3 separate regions of the Homo sapiens genome follow, and regions 2 and 3 are each linked to region 1. Evidence: chromatin loops called from intact Hi-C (ENCODE). Cell type or tissue: PC-3. All regions are shown on one strand.

Region 1 (2,500 bases):
CATTAATTTTTTGAAAATAGTTATTTTCCATAAAATTTAAAAAAAATCAGGGCCAGTGCAGTGGCAATGGCACCATCTTGGATCACCCGCAACGTCTGCTTCCCGGGTTCAAGCGATTCTCCTGCCTCAGCCTCCTGAGTAACTGGGATTACAGGCATGTGCCACCATGCCTGGCTAATTTTGTATGTTTAGTAGAGATGGGGTTTCTCCATGTTGGTCAGGCTGGTCTTGAACTCCCGACCTCAGGTGATCCACCCGCCTTGGCCTCCCAAAGTGCTGGGATTACAGACGTGAGCCACCGCGCCCAGCAATAATTTTTTTGAGTGTAGAAGGATCCCAAGACCAAAAAAGGTTTTGAAAGTAATGGTATATAGTCATGAGGTATTTGGCATTTCAATGACTTCTCTGGTACAGAGGGGAAGGGTGAGTGAGGAGTGCAGTGAGATGGGTACCACATTTCCTCTAAGAGCCTAGACAGTCACTCTGCCTCCTCCAGGTGAGCCCCACAGCCATGGGAACATACTGAGAACTTTATTTATTTTGAGATGGAGTCTCACTCTGTTGCCTAGGCTGGAGTGCAGTGGTGCAATCTCTGTTCACTGCAACCTCTGCCTCCCGGGTTCAAGCGATTCTCCTGCCTCAGGCTCCCAAGTAGCTGGGATTACAGGTGTCTACCACCATGCGTGGCTAATTTTTGTATATTTAGTAGAGACGGGATTTCACCATGTTGGCCAGATTGGTCTTGAACTCCTGACCTCAAGTGATCTACCCGCCTTGGCCTCCCAAAGTACTGGGATTACCGGTGTGAGCCCCCGTACCTGGCCAAGAACTCTATTTATGTATTTATTTATTTTAGAGACAGGGTCTTGCTCTGTAGCCCAGGCTGGAGTGCAGTGGTACAACTGTAGCTCACCGCAACCTCAACCTCCTGGGCTCAAGCGCATGCTACCACGTCCAGCTAATTTTTTAAATTTTTTGTAGAGATGGGGTTTCACCATGTTGCCCAGGCTGGTCTCAAACTTCTGAGCTCAAGAGATCCTCCCACCTTGGCCTCTCAAAGCGTTCGAATTACAGGCGTGGGCCGCTGTACCTGGCCATATGGAGGAATTTAAAACATCATATTTATATTCAAATAATCACAAATACTTCAATGGGTAGGCAAGGAAATTTAAATAAAAACATTCAAGCTAAGTTAAAATACTTCAGATAAACTGGCAACAGAGCCTATGCCATGTTCTGAAGGTAAAAGCCCACCTTCTTGTACATAGCGGGGTGTCCTGGTTGGAGGCTGGAAATGAAGGAAATAGAGATGTTTGAACCCCTATAGTCCACCAGGGGGCACCAGAGGCAAAGAGAAGTTGATTGCACCCTTCCCTAAGATTTATCCCAAATGTTTGCACTGAGGAATGGAAGGACCTTGGACTGAAGACTGGAACTGGGCTGACTACATCTAATTTTTTTGAGGAGACAGTTTTTTTTTTTCTTTCTTTCTTTTTTTTCAGGCAGGGTCTCGCTCTGTTGCCCAGGCTGGAGTACAGTGGCATGATCTTGACTCACTGCAGCTTCGACCTCCTGGGCTCTAGTGATCCTCCCACCTCTGCCTCCCCAGTAGCTGGGACTACAGGTTCGTGCCACCACGTCCAGCTAATTTTAAAAATTTTTTGTAGAGACCACATCTCCCTATGTCGCCCAACCTGGTCTTGAAGTCTTAGGCTCAAGCGATCTGCCCACCTCAGCCTGCAAAGTGCTGGGATTGCAGGCCTGAGCTACTGTGATTGACCTGAGGAGACAGTAATAAAAAGGACAAAGACCAGGTCTCATTCTAGGTTATCCTGATTTAAGGTCAGGAAGCTGTATTTTTTTTTTTTTTTTGAGATGGAGTCTTGCTCTGTCACCCAGACTGGAGTGCAGTGGCACGATCTCGGCTCACTGCAACCTCCGCCTCCCGGGTTCAAGCAATTCTCGTGCCTCAGCTACTCACTCCTGAGTAGCTGGGACTACAGGTGTGCGCCACCACACCCGGTTAATTTTTGTATTTTTAGTAGAGACAGGGTTTTGCCATGTTGACCATGGCTGGTCTCAAACTCCTGGGTTCAGGTGATCCACCTGTCTTGCCCTCCCAAAGTGCTGGGATTACAGGCGTGAGCCACCACGCCCGGCCAGGAAGCTGTATCTTTGAAAAAGTTCCCCAGAGGACTCTGATGTGCAGTGAGCTTTGGGAAGCACAGCTGTCAAGCCCATCCAGAACCTTCCCCAGGCCTCTGTGGGCTCCCTGTCCTGAGATCCCACCATTCGTGGTAGTGAGGAACAATGGGAAAGCTGCTCTTGCTGGGGCCTCCTTGGGGTCTGGCGCTCCCCAGAGGTCCTCACATTTGACTGCCATGAGGACCCCAGAACCAGCTCCTCCCATCCTATTCTGCGGAAAATGAAATGAAGGCTCCAAATCCCAAAGCAGTGGAGCGGAGACAAGGTGCCAGATCGGCTCCGCTCCAGAGGCCAG
Region 2 (2,500 bases), 110 kb after region 1:
TGCCCCTCCCAACAGCCCCCCCCCAGGAAGCCCAGCCTGGATCAAATGGATTTCTCTTCTGGGGCTTTAGAGAGCCCCATGAAACGCCCCTCCCCAGTTCCCTTTCTCCCTGGTACTCCTGCCTATCGCAGTCAGCACTCGGCCTCAGCAAGCCCCTCCTCTGAGGACCCATCACCGGGAGATGCTGGGGAGACCGGATCGCTGGGTGCAGGGCCCCTGAGTGTCCCCTGGTCTCTGACAGCACCGACCTAGCTGCGTCGCCACCACATACACCCCTTAGGCCACAGCTGGATCAGCAGTCCCAGAGGGCCGCAACCTAGCCCTCCGAATGCGCCGGGCGTGGCCACCCACAGTGCCCCAAGGCGAGCCCCAGACCGACCTCAGTGTCCCGGGACGCTCAGGTCCAGCTGCATCCAGGCACCTCGAAATCGCCGCCACCCGCGAGCCCGACCCAGCCCGGCTGCCCTGGGTCTCCAAGCCAAGCTGAGTCCAGGGACTTCAGAACAACCCAAAACAGACCGCAGCAACCGTCCCCAAAGCGAACCGGGGACCCCGAGCCCCCCACATCCGGCTGGGACCAGAACCAAGCTCGGCGCGGCCGCCCCCGACGGGACCAAGCGCAGCGCCGCCGGGAGAGCCGCGCTCTGCCCGGGCGCTCCCCGACTCCACGCCTTCCGAGAGCCGGGCGGGGGCTGCTGCTGCAGCCGGCGCCCAGCCCCCCGCGAGCCAGGGCGGCCCCGGGTGCCACCCGCGGCACCGCTGCCCGCGACCGTCGAGGCTGGGCTGGACCGGACCAGACCTCCGCGCGCAGCACTCACCATAGCTCGCGTGCTCCGCCCCGGCTTCGCGCAGCTCCCCGCGCCCGGCTCCCGATTCCCAGCTCCGGGTTCCCTGCTCCCAGCCCAGCTGCTCGGACGGCTCGGCTGCCTGGCCCAGGCGGCGCGCTCAGCTCCAGCGGGCGAGCTCGCGGCTTCGGCGCCGAGTGCCGGAGGGGCGGGGCCGCCGCGGGGCCAATGGCAGGGCGCGGGGGCCTGGGTGGCGCAGCCAATCACGGCCTGAGGCTGCACTCCCCGCGCCCGCGCGGGCCCTTAACCCTTGGCGCGCTGGGAGTCGGCTGCCCGGGCTGCGCGGGGAACCTGGAGGGCAGGAGCAGGCGGGAGTTGTTGCTTCGGGGCGCAGGGTCCAGACCTTGCCGAGACCGGCGTTGGGAGCTAGCAGAACCGGGAAGAGGCTCGATTGTGTCCGGTGGGGCCGCCGGGAGCCTCGGCGACCTTTGTCTCCTGCCTGGCTCCTGCACTGGAGTGTGACCCGGGGCGCTGCAGCTGCTTGTGTGTGTGTGTGTGTGTGTGTGTGTGTGTGTGTGCGCGCGCGCGCGCGCGCGCGCGTGTGTGTAAGAGGGAGGAGAAGAGGAGACAGAAACGGTGGGAGGGGTGGATTCCGCGTGCCCGTGTGCTTATGTGTGAAGGAAAGTCCTGACTATATTTGGGATTTGTTGCTCTGTGTGTATATGTGCGTGTGTGTGTTTGCTATATTTGGGGTTCGTTGCTGTGTGTGTGTCCGCTGTATTTGAGGTTTGTTGCTGTGTGTGTGTGTCCGGTATATTTGGGGTTTGTTGCCGTGTGTGTGTGTGTGTGTGTGTGTGTGTGTGTGTGTGTGTAAGAGAGGAAGAGAGATGAGGAGACAGAAAGTGGGGGAGGGGTGGATTCCGCGTGCCCGTGTGTTTATATGTGAAGGAAAGCCCTGACTGATTTATTTGGGATTCGTTGCCGTCCAGGGACTTCAGGACAACCTGTGTCCGCTATATTTGAGGTTTGTTGCCGTGTGTCTGTGTGTCGCTATATTTGGGGTTCGTTGCTGTGAGTGTCTACTATATTTGGGGTTTGTTCTGTGTGTGTCCACTATATTTGGGGTTCATTGCTGTGTGTGTGTGTCTGCTATATTTGAGGTTTGTTGCTGTGTGTGTGTCTCCGCTATATTTAGGGTTCATTGCTGTGTGTTTGTGTGTCTGCTATATTTGGGGTTCGTTGCTGTGTGTGTGTGTCCGCTGTATTTGGGGTTTGTTGCTGTGTGTGTGTGTGTCCCCGTGATAGAGGGGTGAGGGAGGGAATGGTAGCAAAGCAGAGAGAAGGAGCCGTGGCTCTCTAGGCGTGTGAATTTGCAGGTCCAGGAGAGACACTGTCTCCACGTGTAGGTTTTGTGAGGTCAAGGGAAGGAGGAAGGAACAGAAGACAGCCTGCCTGTGTGTGTGTGTGATGTGTGATCTCCACTTTTGGGTCCTGTTGTACATGCATGTTAATGTGGTAGAAAGAAATGTGGTGTCCCTGTTGTAAACAAGTTGTGAAAAAATCCTGGGTTTTTGTGGTGTAGTTTGCGTGTGTTGTACGTGCCCACACAAAAGAGGGACATGGCTGTGATTTGGTACAACTTTGTGTGTAACCCAGTTTGCAAGAGACATCGAGATAAAAACATTGTGTGTGTGGTGACACTGTGGTCTTTGTGT
Region 3 (2,500 bases), 260 kb after region 1:
CCCCGTCTCTGCTAAAAATACAAAAAATTAGCCGGGCATGGTGGTGGGTGCCTGCAATCCCAGCTACTCGGGAGGCTGAGGCAGGAGAATGGCGTGAACCCAGGAGGTGGAGCTTGCAGTGACCCGAGATCGTGCCACTGCACTCCAGTCTGGGCAATAGAGCAAGACTCCGTCTCAAAAAAAAAAAAAAAAAAAAAAGAATAGTAACCCCTTCCCCTACCTGGAAAGCCCAGGTGCTAGGACAAAAAAAGAGAGGGTGAATGTTTTTGAAAACCTATGGCTGGGCACAGTGGCTCATGCCTGTAATCCCAATACTTTGGGAGGCTAAGGTGGGCAGATCACTTGAGTTCAGGAGCTCGAGACCAGCCTGGTCAAAATGGTGAAACCCCGTATCAACTAAAAATACAAAAAAAATTAGCTGGGCTTGGTGACACACGCCTGTAATCCCAGCTACTTGGGAGGCTGAGGCACAAGAATCACTTGAATCTCAGAGGTGGAGGTTGCACTGAGCTAAGATCAGGACACTGCACTCTAGCCTGGGTGACAGAGTAAGACTCTGTCTCAAAAAAAAAAAGAAAAAGAAAACCTACTGCATGACAGGGACAATGCTGGTCTTTACACCTATTCTGAAGATTTAATTACTAGATTGATTTAAGAGTAAATTAATTTCCATTTACTTTTTATTTTTATTTTTTTAGAGACAGGGTCTTGTTCTGTCACCCAGGCTGGAGTGCAGTGGTGCGATCATATTGATAGCAGCAGGAGGCAGACAAATGCCTAGGTAGATAGGGGCGGGTCCCCGGTGAAACCACAGCTTCAAGCCAAAAACAGCTGGACTGCTGGTTCCAGAGGAGTGAGAACTTCTGTTCCTGTTTGCCTACCCTTTACTGACTGGCTCTTTCTGAATAATGCTCTTTAACCAATCAAATGTTGCCTTTTTCAATACTACTTACAGCCTGCCCCTCCCTAATGCTATGCCTGTAAAAATCCCAGACTCAGCCACACTGAGGGAGATGACCTGACTTTGGGTGAGACACCACCTACCCATCCCCTTTCCTCCAAGAGCTGTTTTGTAGCTCAATAACATTCTCAGCCCTCATCACCCTTCAATCGTCGGCATGACTTCATTTTTCTTGGACGAGGGACAAGAGCTAGGGACCTACCGAATGTGAGTACCCAGAAGGCTGTAGCACTGTGGCCCTCTGCCCTCTGCTGGTGGAGGGCAGCCGCTCCATCTGACAGAAGCAGTGGTGAGGCTGAGCCAGTCCTGGAGCCCTGGGCCAGAGCAGGGCAAGGAGCTGAGTGAGCTGCTAACACACTGCTGTCCATCAGGCTGCAGATGGTGGAACTGAGAGCTAATTAGCATACTGTAACACCCCCTCTGGGGCTTTGGCATTGAAAACACCCCTGCCTGGGCACCACTGTGTTCCCTTCTGGGCAACACGCCTGGTCCAGCCACCAGCCTTGCACGGAGCCTGCTCCTGTGTTGGGGCTCAGCGCTCAGAACAGCCAGCCAGACCCCACAATCACTTACTCACACACCCCCTCCCTCCTGGGACTGAGTGCACAGTCACAGGGGCCACAGGATCCACACTGGAAGCTTGCCTTCAAGCACAGCCCAGCGGGCCAAGTTGACGGGGCATCTCCTGCTGTGAGCCTGACAAAGGGAGCAAAAAAAATCCTGCGCCAATAGCTCACTGCAGTCTCGACCTCCCGGGCTCCAGTGATCCCCCTCCCACATCAGCCTCCTGAGTAACTGGGACTGCAAGTGCGCACCACCATGCCCAGCTAAGTTTTTTGACTTTTTGTAGAGATGGGAGTCTCACTATGTTGCCTGGGCTGGTCTTGAACTCCTGACCTCAAGCAATCCTCCTATCTTGGCCTCCCAGCGTGCCGGGATTACAGGCATGAGTCACATTCCCATTTTTATAGATAAGGAAACTGAGGTTCAGAGGGGAATACTTTTGGTCGAGTGGACACAGGCAGCAAGTGACAGGGGTGAGGTTCCAACTCCTGTCTGTCCAACTCCTCAGCTTGAACCCTTTCTGCTGCAGGCAGGAAAAGAACTAAGTATTGGGTCAAAGAGGTCAAGGTTGGTTCTGAAGCTCCCCAGGGTTCAGAAATTTGGAAAAGTAAAATTGATGCTGGTGTAACTGGCAGAGTTCAATTTCAATTTCCTAAGCACCTCCCTGCTGCACCCCTTGAGAGTGGGGAGGAGACAAAATTCCCAAGCAGGGGGAAGTGATTACATTTCACTCAAATACTTGGCAACCTGCCCCAGAGGGTAATTAGCATTGAATGCTGAAAATAGGGGAGAGCAAAGGCTGAGTAGGGCCCCTGGGAGAAGTGGCAACAGATTATTGTTTAGAACTGCGAGTTTCAACAGCAGTGGTTTTCTTCCAGAGAAGAGGTCTGCCTTGCCTTCCTCTCCAGAGCCCTCTAGGTTAGATGAGAGTGATGCCAGTGAGGCCCTTCGCCATCTCCTATCCCTGCTGTTAGG

Evidence for each region. Hi-C counts contacts between places; a loop is a spot of excess contacts. Peaks named below come from ENCODE experiments on the same cell type or tissue, not always from the same donor. Only the 100,000 strongest peaks of a DNase experiment are listed, where the experiment ranks them.
Region 2: it touches region 1 in a loop (11-fold over the local background); 7 of 110 quality-filtered maps call a loop at or near these places.
Region 3: it touches region 1 in a loop (4-fold over the local background); 6 of 110 quality-filtered maps call a loop at or near these places.

Annotation. Positions count from the first base shown.
Region 1 is chr1:21,230,818-21,233,317 of GRCh38, forward strand. All of the region lies in intron 14 of ECE1 (endothelin converting enzyme 1), which reads right to left. Among named protein-coding and RNA genes, the nearest start is that of EIF4G3, 55 kb to the left of the region's middle. In PC-3, a CTCF peak has its summit at 1,339 (motif pointing right); a DNase peak (open chromatin) is centred at 1,344; H3K27ac peaks cover 1,089 bases.
Region 2 is chr1:21,344,558-21,347,057 of GRCh38, forward strand. It overlaps a transcript of ECE1 not described here. Among named protein-coding and RNA genes, the nearest start is that of ECE1-AS1, 53 kb to the left of the region's middle. RefSeq lists enhancers at 164-543, 1,244-1,293, 1,304-1,353 and silencers at 674-783, 904-1,093. In PC-3, no CTCF peak of the experiment used is centred here; a DNase peak (open chromatin) is centred at 1,024; H3K4me3 peaks cover 2,500 bases.
Region 3 is chr1:21,489,792-21,492,291 of GRCh38, forward strand. No RefSeq gene overlaps it. Among named protein-coding and RNA genes, the nearest start is that of ALPL, 18 kb to the right of the region's middle. RefSeq lists a silencer at 1,266-1,315 and an enhancer at 1,503-2,003. In PC-3, CTCF peaks have their summits at 1,198 (motif pointing left) and 1,399; a DNase peak (open chromatin) is centred at 1,160.